2 separate regions of the Mus musculus genome follow, and region 1 is linked to region 2. The links are chromatin loops, found by intact Hi-C in ENCODE. Cell type or tissue: gastrocnemius. All regions are shown on one strand. Links, peaks and the distances in the headings refer to the core of each region. The heading gives the core; the rest is flanking DNA. Region 1 has its middle 17 kb from the start of 1700039I01Rik. Region 2 overlaps Gpr1 (G protein-coupled receptor 1).

Region 1 (2,916 bases), core at 154-2,653, 45 kb before region 2:
CCCAATGAAAGCACTTGGGCCTGAGGCAAGGCTGGCCAAGGTGACCAGCTACAGAAGAGGCAGGTGACCTTAGAGTGGGAGGCTGTTTTGTATAAGATAAACAGAAAGACTCTTTGGGAGAGAGGTTACGAAATATTGGCTATAGGACGCCAACTCTAGGCGCTAAATATTCATTCAAATCTGCCACATGCATCAACTCCCTACATCTTTGGCATCAACTCCCTACATCTTTGGAAGAGGGCAGCAAAATAATACTAGAAACGTGCCTACATCCCAAGTCACAGTCCCTGAAGACCTGAGGAGCCAAGAGGCTGATGAGGAGCTAGACAGTCAGAGATGAAAGACCCGGATGCATCTGCAATGGTTCTCAATCCTCTTCCCATCTCAGGGGTTACTGATGGAGCAAGTCTATTTTAACGTTACATCTACTGCAGCCCCTTCTCCTCTTCAGTGCAGCCAGGGCAGCAGCAGTGAGAGTGAGCTGAGTAACACACCACCCGCCCTCCCGTGTGTCCTCTGCACCTTGCCCGCTCTCATTTGATACTTGCCATCTCCTATCTTCAACCGAGCCCATAAAAATCTTTAAATAAATGGCCACTTTCTACCACACAGATACTTGCAGATCTCTATGCACTTCTGGTCTGTTTATAGCAGCAAGGAATTGACCCAGATGTCCATCAACAGAGGAACAGATAATTAAACCTGGTCCATATATACAGTGAAATTCTATTCTGCCATAAAGAAAAACGAAACTCTGAACTATACAGGAAAATGTATGGAGTTGAGAAATGTTAATTAAGTGAGGTAACAGTGACTCAGAAAGACAAATGCCACACATCCTTTCCAATATGAGAATCTTAGCTTCTAATTATTACATATGTGTATTTCTGTGGGAGTGAGTATAGGTAAAGGTCAGAAAGATAGAAAGAGCCCCACGAGAGGGGAAAGGCTTTAATTGAGTGGGGGAGGGAGGGTGACAGAGTGAAGGTGAAGGAAGGGAGACAGGGAGATAGGAAGATAGAAATAGACCCAAAGGAAATACTACAAAAATGCCAAAAAGGAGAGGGCTGGAGAGATGGCTCAGCAGTTAAGAACACCTGCTGCTCTTGCAAAGGACTTGGATTCAGTTCCCAGCTCCCAGAAGATGGCTCGCAGCCATTGGTAACTCCAGCTCTAGGGTGCCTGATGACTTCTTCTCACCTCTAAGAACACCATGCAAGCATGTGGTGCACCAGTTTGCAGGCATTACACTCATACATATAAAATCAAATAGACAAAAGAAACCTACTGCCCTACATACTGGGGTGCCAAACACTCCAAGTTCAATCAGAGAAAAAAAGTTCCAGATCCTGCCTGAAGATGGGGAAGGAGTTCTTAAATTTTAATCTGGCATTCCCAAAAATGACTTAGGTCAAAGCTGCCAGTTGGCCACTCTCCTCCATTGCACCCGGGGGCGGGCGGGCGTTAAAAAGTTCCACATGCCTCATGCAGCAAGCACTTCTTCGGTGGCTCCTTCTGCTCTGATTTTAGGACCTGTTGACTAAGGGAAAATCATTGGGACCAGAAGGGAAGAGCTGCGAATCCTGAAGTTACCTAAAGGGGTCTGCTTTTCACTTTCACTCCTGAGAAAACAGGAGTGAGAACAGAGAAACCAGCGGATCTGTGGCCCACTGGAGTTATCACACTGCCAGTGAGCTTCACTCTGGGCCAGAGAGGTGTTGCCATCTTGTCTTGTTGATTGAAATCTGCTTTAAGAATCTTCTATTTTCATCCTGTATTAAAGCAATCCCTAAATCAGATAGGTCAAATTCTACTGCAGTAACAAACGTTGCCTACCTGTCAACAGCCACAAGCAGCCATAGTTTATCTGTACACGCTGTACCCTGACTAGATACTGGAATGGAGTTTACTCATTCCAGGGCCTGGAGAGAAGAAGCAAAGAATCTCAGAAATGCTGCCTGTTTCTTCAGAAGGAAAGACAGATTACAGTGTTTTTGAATGAATACTGAATTTTTAAAGGGGGGATAGAGGCATCTCTTTTCCCTCTCTATAGAATCAATTTCAATTAAAAAAAAATCCATCAAGCTTAAGTTTCTTAACCCCTCCACTTATAAACTGTACGTACTTATTTATTTTGTGGGTATATGGTTTTGTGTGTGTATGCATGCCACAGAGTGAGTATGGAGCGAAAGGACAACTTGTGGGAGTCGGTTCTCTCCTTCTCAGTGTAGTTTCTGGGGACTGAACCCAGGTTGTCAGGTATGGCAGCAATCAGCTTTACTCACTGAGCCATTTTGCCTAAAGTGCCCTCCCAGTTACTACCAGAGCTCCTCTCCAGCCTTTGAAAGTTCTCACTGTTCTCTATTCCCCTCTGGCCAAGCAAAGCACATAAGCGCTCACAGAGACAGAGACTGAAGCAGCAAGCGCTGGGCTTACATGCGTCTGCACTAGGTCCTCCATGTATATATTATGGCTACTAGTTTAGTATGTTATGGGACGCCTGACTGAGAGACAGGTGGGTGTCTGACTCTTGTATCTACTCTTGGGACTCTCTTCCTCCTGCTGGGTTGCCATGTTCAACTTGGTTATGATAGTTTTTGCTTCATCTTATTATATTTTACTTTGTCATGTTTGGTTGTTATCTCTTGGAAGACTGTTCTTTTATAATGAGACACAGAAAGAGTGGAACAGGAGGAGATGGGAAATGAGAACTGGGAAGAGAGAGGGAAGACTATAATCAGGGTACATTATATGACAAAACAACCTATTTTCCTTTTTTTTTTCTTTTTGGGGGAGAGAGGTGAAGTTCTCTGTGTACCCCTGTCTGTCCCAGAACTTATTCTGTAGATCAGGTTGGCCTTCAACTCAGAGATCCACCAATCTCTGCCTTCTGAGAACTGGGATTAAAGGTGTGCA
Region 2 (2,916 bases), core at 97-2,596:
TTTCATCCAAGTTTCTGTCGTGTTAATAGATTGGTTATTATTTCTCTTTCCGTTTCTTATTATTATTCAGTCATAGGTAAGACACACATTCTTTCAAAGGCCCATGGTTTTAAATGCCTTTTTTGTTTTTCCCTTTCTTTCTTTCTTTCTTTCTTTCTTTCTTTCTTTCTTGCTTGCTTGCTTGCTTGCTTGCTTGCTTGCTTGCTTGCTTTCATATATGTGAGTACACTGTCAATGTCTTCAGACACACCAGCAGAGGGCATTGGATTCCATAACAGATTGTTGTGAGCCACCATGTGGTTGCTGAGAATTGAAATCAGGACCTCTAGAAGAGCAGTCAGTGCGCTTAACCATGGAGCCATCTTTTCAGCCCCCCCCCCTTTTTTTTTTTTAAGGCAGAGTCTAACTACGTCACTTTGGCTGGCCTAGAACTCTCTATCTACATAGGCCAAGCTGGCCTTTGTCTAACTCACAGAGAACCACCTGCCTCCTGAGTGCAGGGGGGTGGGGTTGGGGGGAAGGGTGTTGGAGGGGGTGGGGGGGGGTGTTAAGCGTATGCATTTCCATGCCTGGCTGAAGACCCTTGGTGTTTTTTTTTTTTTTTTTGGTTTTTCAAGACAGGGTTTCTCTGTATAGCCCTGGATGTCCTGGAACTCACTCTGTAGACCAGGCTGACCTCGAACTCAGAAATCCGCCTGCCTCTGCCTCCCAAGTGCTGGGATTAAAGGTGTGTGTCACCACCGCCTGGCGACCCTTGGTTTTAATAGGATAAACAGTCTGCTGTTGGGTTTCTTTTTCTCCAGTCAGCATGCACAAAAGTCAAGAGCATCGAATCTTCTCTGTCAAAGTAGGTTAAGGTCCACGCTCCCTTGAAGGTCTGTTAAGAACACATCGCGTCCATGGTTTGTGAAAACCCATGTCCCTCACTGATACAAAACTCAAGCTCTTGAGCTGCACTACACAGTCTGCTAGAAGGAAGCATTGCTTTTGAGATAGCATACGGTCTCATGGTAGCATAGACTGTCTTCAAACTCTACAAGTCTTGGTTTTCCTGAGTGCTGAGACAGTGGTAACTAAAACGGCTTCCCTCCCTCTGCGGCTACGTTTTGTCTACTGTCTGAACATATGTCCTCTCCCTGAAGTCTGCTGCGTTTTGTAGACTATTTGTTACTACACTTGCTGACAAAAGTCTTATAGTAAAATGTGTTTATTCGGAAAAAGAGTTTCCAGCTTTACCATCTACTCAATCCTGACTACATCAGAAGCCAGTGTGCTTAATTCAGTAAATTCCTGTCTGTCCCAGAACTGAACAGATGCTTCAGTGTGAGAATAAATGTAGCCAAGGAATGTGATCGCTTGGACCCTCATGGCAACTGAATCCCTGAATATGCCCTTTCACATTCTCAGGCAACCAGACCGCGGCTGTCAAAGCCAGTTCCTCCAGCTTGGCAATGTCCCAAGCATTTTCCACACGTTTCGAACAGATTCCGGTGGCCCTATCCCTGTCTACGCTGCAGCTTGCAGCTATTTTAGTGGCAAGTCAAATGTTTTATGATTATAAATATCTTTATTAGCTTTTATTACAGTCAGAATTATTTACTGATCTTCCAGTAGCACAAATGGTTTTTAGACTAAAAGAGTAGCTATTTCCTATTTTCAGTCAGGTCTGACAACCTCATTCTGGCATTATGCTCTTCCAAATTGGGGAAACCTACATCTCTGGCAATCGGCAATCACTGCAAGCTAAGACATTGACCTGCCTACTTAATAAATGATACCATTCCCTTTAAATGTGAGTTTGAAAACCTAACATCTGCTTGCTATGCATTTTCCTTTCCTGGTCCTGCCCATTGTAACTCCTTTTTACTGCCAAGTTCACCTGCGCAACTCATTCATACCTCCCCTCGCCTCTGAAAAGTACACACATGCATATACATGCATCAATCCACGCATGTGCCTATGTGCATGTTTGTGGGGTTTTTATTTATTTATTTTATTTATGTGAGTACACTGTCACTGTCTTCAGACACACCAGAAGAGGGCATCAGATCCCATTACAGATGGTTGTGAGCCACCATGTGGTTGCTGGGAATTGAACTCAGGACCTCTGGAAGAACAGTCAGTGTGTACTGGTACACATGGTTTAAGTTTTTAGGTATGTGAGTTCAAGGTTAACCCTGGACTGCAAAGTGTGTTCCAGGGGCTATAAAGAAAAAAAAAATTCTGTCTCAACAAAACAAATAGATAAAAATGTTTGTGTGGCTAGTCTAGAGAGATGGCTCAGTGTCTAAGGGCATTTGTAGCTCTTGTAGAAAACCTGGGCTCCCAGCATCCACAGACTGGCTCACAGCCATCTGGACCTTCAGTTTCAGGGAATCAAACACCCTCTTTTGACCTCCAGGACATGAGGAACACGCATGGTTCATAACATGTACATGCAGGGAAAATACCCACACACATACAATAAATACATCTTTCAAAGTGTTTAAAACCATGTACGTGCTGGGAATGGTGGCACATGCCTTTAATCCCAGCACTTAGGCAGCAGAGGCAGGAGGAGCTTTGTGAGTTCATGTCAGCCCGGTCTACGTAGTGAGTTTCAGGACATCCAGGGCTACAGACTGAGACCTTGTCTCAAAATAAATAAGCATGAGGGACTAGAGAAATGGCTCAGATGTTAAGAGTACTGGATGATCCTCTAAGAGGACCCAGATTCAATTTACAGCACCCACATGCCAGCTCACAAGTGTCTTGTTCCAGGAGATCCATGGCACCAGGCATGTATATGGTACACATATTTATGCATGAAGGCAAAAAAAGAATAAATATTTTTTTTTAAAAATGGAGGCATGAAACTGTTTAGGGGAACAGAGGACCAAATGGACAGGTGTATTGAGACTCCCTAGAGAAACAGAA

The links. Peaks named below come from ENCODE experiments on the same cell type or tissue, not always from the same donor. Only the 100,000 strongest peaks of a DNase experiment are listed, where the experiment ranks them.
Region 1: a loop joins it to region 2, with 3 times the contacts of the local background. A loop is called at or near these places in 6 of 42 quality-filtered maps.

Annotation. Positions count from the first base shown.
Region 1 is chr1:63,234,483-63,237,398 of GRCm38, reverse strand. It overlaps a transcript of Zdbf2 not described here. Among named protein-coding and RNA genes, the nearest start is that of 1700039I01Rik, 17 kb to the left of the region's middle. In gastrocnemius, for the core only: a CTCF peak has its summit at 1,350; no DNase peak of the experiment used is centred there.
Region 2 is chr1:63,189,525-63,192,440 of GRCm38, reverse strand. The region is part of intron 2 of Gpr1 (G protein-coupled receptor 1); the gene reads left to right. Among named protein-coding and RNA genes, the nearest start is that of Snora41, 12 kb to the right of the region's middle. In gastrocnemius, for the core only: no CTCF peak of the experiment used is centred there; a DNase peak (open chromatin) is centred at 1,453.